2 separate regions of the Homo sapiens genome follow, and region 1 is linked to region 2. A link is an interaction called in ENCODE POLR2A ChIA-PET data of the cell type or tissue named here. Cell type or tissue: PC-9. All regions are shown on one strand. Each heading gives the region's core, and the rest is flanking DNA. Links, peaks and the distances in the headings are about the cores only.

What was found. ChIA-PET counts read pairs that join two places held together with the same protein. Peaks named below come from ENCODE experiments on the same cell type or tissue, not always from the same donor. Only the 100,000 strongest peaks of a DNase experiment are listed, where the experiment ranks them.
Region 1: POLR2A ChIA-PET joins it to region 2 with 5 read pairs; 9 of 35 experiments call an interaction of 5 or more read pairs at or near these places.

The regions. Positions count from the first base shown.
Region 1 is chr17:28,217,716-28,222,503 of GRCh38, reverse strand. The region is part of intron 1 of LOC105371710 (a long non-coding RNA gene); the gene reads left to right. Among named protein-coding and RNA genes, the nearest start is that of TMEM97, 99 kb to the left of the region's middle. In PC-9, for the core only: no CTCF peak of the experiment used is centred there; a DNase peak (open chromatin) is centred at 2,553; H3K27ac peaks cover 886 bases.
Region 2 is chr17:28,158,347-28,163,134 of GRCh38, reverse strand. It overlaps NLK (nemo like kinase), which reads right to left. Exons shown (of 11, transcript NM_016231.5): 4 at 1,869-1,975. Among named protein-coding and RNA genes, the nearest start is that of NLK, 120 kb to the right of the region's middle. In PC-9, for the core only: no CTCF peak of the experiment used is centred there; no DNase peak of the experiment used is centred there.

The DNA.
Region 1 (4,788 bases), core at 243-4,242, 60 kb before region 2:
GGGCCTACAGAAGGACCCTGCAGGCTAATGGGGGCAAGGATACCAGAGAGTAGGGGCCTGTTTGCTCTTCTGACCCTGCAGCACTAACCATGGGGGGATAGGGAGTTTCTAGTGCACTGATTCCAGGCAGAGAGATGGAGCCTGTGAGATGTCCACAGGGAATCTGACATCCCTGGAACCCCGTCATGTCTTGGGGAATATGGGGTCCAAGGACAGATGGGAAGACAGGAGAGACATTATAGAAGCTAAAGGGTATGGGATGGCCTGAATTTGGGCTACAACCTCTGAAGAAGTCACTTCCTCATTTATAGCCAAAGTAAATGGGCACCCAGATAGTCTCAGTGTGGACCAGGAGCCAGCCTCACACATCCCTCCAAGCCCTCCCTATCCATCATACTCCCACCCTCCAATTTCACTCCCCACTTACAGGGCAAGCCGATTGGTTCATTAATCACTGCCTCCTCATCAGAGAGCTTGTTAACTTGTTGATTAGTGGGGAGTATGTCTCAGTCCTCGGTCAATGGGCTTGGCTACATCCATCCACACACCCACACCCATCATTGATGCATGACTCAGTGGTCATGAGACATGTCTGGGGGTTGGGGGGCTGACATCTGTGAGGGCAGAAAGTTCAGACACAATTGTTTTTGTAGATGTTTGAGACCAGGGCCTGCCTCCAACTTGTCCTTGAAGGGTAGGGGACAGAATCACTAGGGCTTCCTTGGCCCCATTCTCAGAGCCCCGGGCAAGGCCACCCTAAGTCAGGGAGACCATGGACCTGGACCCTAGCCAACCATTCCCCTTGTCCGGTGGGCTCAAGGGTCACTCATCAAGGGGGTGTGGCCTCTGCCATTCATCCTTAGAGGTCTAGAATTTTGCACCCCATCACCCACCTGCCCGTACCCACTCCCCACACATAAGCCCTCTCTTTGATCATCGTGCACTGTGCAGCACTGGCCCACTGCCCTTCCGCCTGCAGGCATTTCCTCATGCCCAGGGTCCTGCAGACAGCAGATGGTCATACAGCAAGAGTAATTCGATCCTCATTCAACAAGCGTTTATGAAGTCCCTGCTGTGTGCCAGGCACTCATCTAGGGACTGGGATAGGGCAGTGAACAAACAGGCAAAACCCTTGCCCTCATAGAGCTCACATTCTAGTGACAGGAAATAGAAAATAAATCAATAAGCATGGAGGCTGGGCGTGGTGGCTCATGCCTGTAATCCCAGCACTTTGGGAGGCTGAGGCAGGTGGATCACCTGAGGTCAGGAGTTCAAGACCAGCCTGGCCAACATGGTGAAATCTCGTCTCTATTAAAAGTACAAAAATTAGCCAAGTGTGGTGGCACACGCCTGTGATCCCAGCTACTTGGGAGGCTGAGGCAGGAGAATTGCTTGAACCTGGGGGGCGGAGGTTGCAGTGAGCTGAGATGGTGCCACTGCACACCAGCCTGGGTGACAAAGTGAGACTCTGTCTCAAACAAATTAAAAATAAATAAATAAATAAGCATGGAATATATCTGATAAGTGCTATAGAGAAAAATCAGAGCTGGGTATAGTGGCTCATGTCTGTAATCCCAGTGCTCTGGTAGACCAAGTTGGGAGGTTCACTTGAGCCCAGGAAGGAAGTGACGAAGCAAACCATGAAGCTACCTTGGGAAGAGTGGGAGGTGGGTTTGGGAAACAGTGATGCCAAGAAGGAAGGGATTTTCACTTTTCGTGGTAGGCATTCTCCTAGAAGCTCTCCCTCTCACCTGAAGCTTCTGCAAACCACAGTAACAGATACCTGTGGCATAGTGAGCACCCAAGGCTCAGGCTTCGCTCTAGAACAGAGGTAGGCAAACTCTTTCTGTAAAGGACCAGATAGTAAATATTTTAGGCTTTGTGCTCCAGACAGTCTCTGTTGACACTGTTAGGCTTAGCCATGGTAGCTTGAAAGCAGCCACTGAATACACCAAAAAAAAAAAAAAAAAAGAATGGATGTAGTAGTGCTTTAGTAAATCTTTGCTTACAGACATTAAAGTTTGAATTTCATATAATTTTCATGGAATAAATATTTTTTTAAGTTTTTTTCAACCACTTACAGATTCAACCACTTTAAAAAGCCATTCTTTTTATTATTATTGAGCTCAAGGGATCCTCTGGCCTCAGCCACCTAAAATGCTGAGATTATAGCCATGAGCCACTGTGCCTGGCATAAAAGGCATTTTTTTTTTTTTTTTGAGACAGTCTCACTCTGTCACCCAGGCTGGAGTACAGTGGTGTGATCTCAGCTCACTGCAAGTCCCCCTTCCCGGGTTCAAGGGATTCTCCTGTCTCAACCTCCTAAGTAGCTGGGACTACGGGCGCCCGCCACCATGCCCGGCTACTTTTTGTATTTTTTGTGGAGATGGGGTTTCACCATGTTGGCCAGGCTGGCCTCGAACTCCTGACCTCAAGTGATCTGCCTGCCTTGGCTTCCCAAAGTGCTCGGATTACAGGTGTGAGTCACCACACCCAGCCCCTAAAAGGCATTTTTAACCCACAGGATGTATAAAAACAGGCCCACAGGGCCATAGTTTGCTGACCCCTGGTCTAGAAAAGCAAGAACTCAGCTACCTCTGCTCTGGGTTGAGTTGTCGGTTTACCAAGAGTTGATTGGGTGTGTCCCTAGCCTGTTTATGCCAGGTGTACTGTCATTGTAATCATATAATTAAATTAAATATTACATAAACTGATGAAATGTGAGTGCATAAAGAATTGTTTCCTTGCAAATGACGTTAAATGCTTTGGAAGTAATACACAAAAAGATTTGCTGACATGTTGAATTAGATGTGAAAGATAAACTATTCAGGGAAAATCCTAAAAATCTAGAACTGTTCTACATCAGATTGCTTCACAACTGTCTTTAAGTTTAAATAAATTGAAAATAATAGGTGATGAATTATAGGATTGTGGGTGTGATTTATGCAAGAAAGTCAAAGAGGGATTTGAGTCAAGATACCCAAAGAAAAACTAGTGCCTGAGTGTGAATTTTGTTTGAAGTCAAAACAAAGTGACCAGGACCTACACGTGTCTGTTTTTAACGATTGCCCACTTGAACTGACGTTTCCAAAAGACTGGTCAATGACTCAGACCTACTTATATCAAAACAAGGGCTTCTCCGGTATTTTATATATTTCCAATATAGTTTGAATGTTTTATGGGGTATTTCGTTTTCTTTCTTTCTTTTTTCTTTTTGAGACAGAGTTTTGCTCTTGCTGCCCAGGCTGGAGTGCAATGGCGCCATCTTGGCTCACCGCAACCTCTGCCTCCAGGGCCCAAATGATTCTCCTGCCTCAGCCTCCTGAGTAGCTGGGATTACAGGCATGTGCAAACACGCCCAGCTAATTTTGTATATTTAGTAGAGATGAGGTTTCTCTATGTTGGTCAGGATGGTCTCAAACTCCCAACCTCAGGAGATCTGCCCGCCTTGGCCTCCCAAAGTGCTGGGATTACAGGCGTGAGCCACCGCGCCCGGCCAGGGTATTTCTATTTAATGTCTTAAAGAACAACCAAAGAATTTTTAAAAACCAAATATAAACCAAATGCTGGTGTGTGTTGTGAAGCCTTAAATAAAATACTGTGAGGGGCCCTGGGCTCCAGTCCCGGGAAGCTCTGTGCACATCCCCTCCACACCAGTGCCCCTGTTCCCAGTCTGAATCCAAAACTTTTTCTAGGGTCCAACAGTCTCAAGAGGCCTGTGCTGCTGGTGCAGAAGCTCAAGTCCTGAAAGAAGCATGGATTCAGGGAGAAACAGTTCTGACCTGGTTCAGACACGGTCAGCTCCCTGATTCACCAGGCCCCTGTGGACTTGTGTCTTTGTGGCTCCTGGTATCTGATGTGGTGCTGGCACATGGTGGCTCTTAGGTTATTGAATTGATCAGTCAACAAGTGAACATATTAGTTAAAATATTGGTGCACCTGCCTTAATAGAGACCAAATAACAGTAACTTAAATACTATAGATATTTATTTCTCTCTCATGTAAGGGTCCAAGCTGGCAGCTGGGGGGTAGGGTGCCTCTGATCTACAAGGAGCCCAAGCACCGTCTTGTCTTGTTATTCCAAGATTGTGCACCCATCCACATGGTTTAAGAATGTACATTACCGGGCCTGGCATGGTGGCTCACTCTTGTAATCCCAGCACTTTGGGAGGCTGAGGCGGGTGGATCACGAGGTCAGGAGTTTGAGACCAGCCTGGCCAATATGGTGAAATGCTGTCTCTACTAAAAATACAAAAATTAGCCGAGCGGAGTGAGGCTTGCCTGTAGTCCCAGCTACTCAGGAGGCTGAGGCAGAAGAATCGCTTGAACCCGGGAGGCGGAGTTTGCAGTGAGCTGAGTTCATGCCACTGCTCTCCAGCCTGGGTGACAGAGAGAGACTCTGTCTCAAAAAAAAAAAAAAAAAAAAAAAAAAGAATGTTCATTACCCCACATTCATATTCCAGGCCACAGAGATGAGAAATAAGGAAGTAGAGGGCAAGCATTTTGCCATTTAAGAGTGTGGTGTGGTGAAGGTCAGGTTCCTGGCCCACATCTGTAATCTCAGCACTTTGGGAGGCTGAGACGGGGGGACCACTTGGGCCCAGGAATTTGAGACCAGTCTGGGCAACCTAGCAAGATCCTGTTTCTACCAAAACAAAAAATAAATTAGCCTGGTATGGTGGTGTGTGCCTGTAGTCACAGCTACTTGGGAGGCTGAGGTGGGAGGATCACCTGAGCCTGGGAGGTCAGGGCTGCAGTGAGTTGGGATTGCCCCACCGCACCCAGCCT
Region 2 (4,788 bases), core at 441-4,440:
ACAGATGTTTCACTGATAGAACAAAATTCAGGAACTTGCCCACACTGTCAGTAGTATTCTTTACCGCTCAGAATCAAGAGGGTAATGAACCACTTTAAAAATATTTGTGAAATCTTAGAAGACCAGTGTCTTCATTCAGTACTGCTAAAGGTCCCAGCCTCAAGGTTGAGTCCTTTTTGTGTGCGTTTTTCTTTTTTTCTTTTCTTTTTTTTTTTTGAGACAGGGTCTCGCTCTGTAACCTAGGCAGGAGTGTGGTGGTATGATCACAGCTCACTGAAGCCTCGACCTTCCTGGCTCAAGCCATGCTCCCATCTCAGCCTCCTGAGAAGTGGGAACTACGGGCATGTACCACCATATCCGGCTAATGGGCTGAGTCTTTTTTGGATAAAATGTAGCAAATCACATTTTTCACAAGTACAAAAAGAGCCAATATCTTCCCCATTTTCCCCTACCATAGAATATGAACAAATCTTAGAGGTGAACGTTTTTGTTTTTTTTGAGACGGAGTCTCACTCTGTTGCCCAGGATGGAGTGCAGTGACGCGATCTTGGCTCCCTGCAGCCTCCACCTCCTGGGTTCACTCGATTCTCCTGCCTCAGCCTCCCAAGTAGCTGAGACTACAGGCGAGTGCCACCATGCCCAGCTAAGTTTTGTATTTTTTTAAAGTAGAGATGGAGTTTTGCCATGTTGGCCAGGCTGGTCTTGAATTCCTGACCTCAGATGATCTGCCCGCCTCAGCATCCCAAAGCGCTGGGATTACAGGCATGAATCACCATGCCTGGCCTGGAGGTGAGTTTTTTAGTTTTAATATTGCTTATGTGGCTGGGCGCAGTGGCTCACGCCTGTAATCCCAGCACTTTGGGAGGCCGAGGCAGGAGGATCACAAGGTCGGGAGATCAAGATCATCCTGGCTAATACGGTGAAACCCTGCCTCTACTAAAAATACAAAAAATTAGCTGGGCGTGGTGGCGGGCACCTGTAGTCCCAGCTACTTGGGAGGCTGAGGCAGGAGAATGGCGTGAACCTGGGAGGCGAATCTTGCAGTGAGCTGAGATCGCACCACTGCACTCTAGCCTAGGCGACAGAGCAAGACTCTGTCTGAAAAAAAAATTGCTTATGTGTTTTCATCCTTTTGGCATTTATTTTTCAATCTCTATAAAGAATCTCTTAATTCTATGAATTCTGGGGCAGGGGGAAAGTATTTTGCTTACTAGGTAAGAAAGCTGTTTCAGGTTTAAGCAATTCTCTACTTGTAATGGCAAAATTCTCATGGACATACTTGATGGCCAGAAGAAGTGTCAATAATGTTGGCCCAAATCCTTTCTCAGTCAAGTCTGTGCTCTTTAATGAGCTGTCTAGAATTTAGCTGGCTCTGTTTATTGGTCTTCCCAATCTACTTTGGTTTTAAGGGTCATTTTGTTTCTCTGGAGTTGGCTTCAGGTATGCCAGCCAATACTCAGACAGGCCCACCTACTGTTGGCTTGCAGGATGGACGTCATCCATAGGGGATATAGTCACTTTTCACTTTAGTCGTCTGATGCCACATATTCCTATTCCGTTGAAAACTAAAGGCTGTTTTGTGAACTTGTGACAAACCATCCTGCTTATTCACCTAGATTAGCCCACTCAACTGCCTAATGAATTTGACAGGGCTTTCTCTTTCATCACTGAAAACAAGAACTATTTGGCAACCCTAAAAAGCTTCCTCTTTAACATTAAATATAGAAATTATAAAATATGCTTTGGTCAAAAGAAAAAAGTCTTTAGAGAAGAAGAAAACCTTGGAAGATCGGATTAAAGTCTAAATGAGAAGCAAAACATTTCATTTACAGTGTGACAGCACCTTTTTCTTCATAAAGAAATCTTACCTCGCAAAATCTGATAAAGAAAAACTTTGACATGATCTGAGCTGAGTGGTTGAGGAGAGACGATAATTTTATGTAGGTCACTCTGCATCAATTCTGTGACAACATATCTTGAAGTTTTAAGTTAAGGAGAGTTCGGCGAATTCAGTCCCCTACCCCCTCAAAGTGGTGACCAGATCTAAAAAATAACTTCCATTCTCAAGGCTGGAAAAGTGGGGAAAGAAAGCTTCTAGACAGCGTGACAGAGGTGAGAATTCCAGCCCTCACAAAACACTACTAAAATCAAAAGAACTTACATGTTTAAAAGTCAGCAGAAGTAAACGACCAAATGATTTCCTTATAATCAGCATTATCAAAGAGAAAACCAAAGGTAAACATTTTAAATAACAGCCAGGCCAGGAAAAGTATGACGACCAAACAGTCTTAAGCTCTACTTAGACATATTACAGGAATGTCCTTTGAATCCAAACAAATGGGGATTGGTGATCTCATCTTAGGCCACCATGACACCAATGGAAAAGATCACAACCTATCCAAGGGCTGTGGCTTGTTACATTATAAAATATGGTATTCCTAAACACATGTAAAATAATTAGTTAAGTCTCTCCACAATCTTAGTAATTTAGTTCCTTTATTATTTAACTTTGTATATATTTATGAAACACCCCTCCCCACCATCACCACTAGATTTCGAGCGAGCTTCCTATACGTTGTACTCTGTTGTATGTTTAGGGTTTTGCTGAATGGACACATGGCCGATGATTAAAGGCTGGAGCCTGGGGAGCCATGGAGATATGCAATTCAAGACTCTTGTGAAGCACGTGTTAGATACATTAGGGAAGCAAAAGTATGGTAAATCTTATAATTTAAGTATTAAGTTTTCTTAAGGCAATTTCTAATTTAATGTTTTAGCAAAAACAAGTAGGAAAGGGGATAACTTGGGAACAGGGAGGAGAACTGATAATAACAGCCTTTGACAAAACAACTAAAAATTGTTTTTCAATTGTTTTCAAACTCCCTCCTCCTCGAGACATTTTTTCCAAATCGCTTTAGTCTCCTTCAATCATTGTACGTTGAAATGCCCCATGGCTGCTGGTCCTCACTCCTCTTCCCTATCCACACTCGTGGATACTCGGATCCAGTGCCATGCCTTTAAATAACATCCATGCTGCAGACTGCCAAATTTCTCTCTCTAGTTAATCTTTCCTTAAGTGCAGACTGGTATATCAAACTGCCTACCTATTTCCCCTGGATACCTAATTGACATTTCAAACTAACAAGTCCAAAACTGTCCAAATCTTTCTTAGTTGCTTGCACCACAAACCACATCAAGGAGTTATCCTTTACTCCCCGTTTCTCTTTCACCATACCTCCAATTCATCAGAAATCCTTCAAAATTTAGTCAGAATTAAGGCCACTTCTTATATCCACTGTTACTACTCTGGCCCAAGACTGCTAGATTTCTAAAACAGCAGCCAGGATAATTTTTTTTACTGTTATATTTTTTATTTTGCCTATATACTGACATTTACTTTATTATATAGAAAATATAATTTTTAAGCCTTTTACATTCTTAGATATTTTAATCTTAGGTTTTATCACTCAGATTCTTTCCAAAGAAATATATTCTACTTCATAATGAAAGTTAATGAGAAAATGATATTTGGCATGTGGGATTCACTTACAGGACAGTTTTCAGTGACATGTTAAAATTATTCTATAAAATGATGAAGAGTTAAATAATGACATCAGGGTTATAGTTTTTAATAGTTTTTATTCAACTTTTTCTTATTTTTCAAACACAGAAAATTACGCAGAGATGACCCATATACACACTTACCACCTAGAATCTACACTGAATATTTTGCTATATTTGCTTTGTCACACATCTATCCATTGCTCTTTCCATCCATCAATTCATCCAAAACTGGATGCATTTCACAGAATGATCTTTTAGGATGAAGGCCAAATTATGTCACTTTTCTGCAAAAGCTTTCCATTTCATTTAAGAGTAAAAGCCAGTCCTTAAAATGGTCTCACAGGCCATAAATCATTTGGCCTTCTTCCTTCTCTGACCTCTTCTATTGCTTTCTTCCTGGATATTCTCTGAACATGCTAGATACACTCCAACCTTAGGCCTTAGCTATTCCCTCTGCATGGACTGTACTTCCTGACATCTATTTGGTTAACTCTTTCACGTCCTTTGTGGTTTTGCTCAAATTTTATCTTTCAAATGAGGCCTACCTCAACCACTCTGACACTACAGTCAGACATTATATAATGATGTTTCGTTGATGATGGACCACATGTATAAAGGTGGTCCCACAGACTGTAACAGTGCTGAAAATTCCTATTGTATTGCCTAGGGGTGTCTTGGTGACTAAACCTGTGTAGGCTTAGGCTAATGTATATGTTTGTGTCTTATTTTAAAAAGTAAAAAAGCAACTCAGACCTCAACTCTACAAAAAACTTAGCCAGGTGTGGTGGCTTGTGCCTGTAGTCCTAGCAGTTATTGAGGACACTGAGGTGGAAGGATTACTTGACCCTGGGAGGTCAAGGTTGCAGTGAGCCATGATTGCACCACTGCAATCCAGCCTAGGCAACAGAGTGAGAAAAAATAAATAAATAAGAAAAAAAAATTTTTGTACAGCTGTACAATGTCCTTGTGTTTTACGCTAAGTGTTATTACAAAAGAGTAAAATATTTAACAAAATTAAAAAGTTTCGAAAGTAAAAAAATTACAGTAAGCTAGGGTTAATTTATATTAAAGAAACTTTAAAAAAATAAACAGTGTAGCTTAAGAGCACAGAGTTTATAAAGTCTATAGTAATGCACAGTAATGTTCTAGGCTTTCAAATTCACTCACCACTCACTGACACACCCAGAGCAACTTCCAGTCTTGCAAGCTCCATTCGTGTTAAGT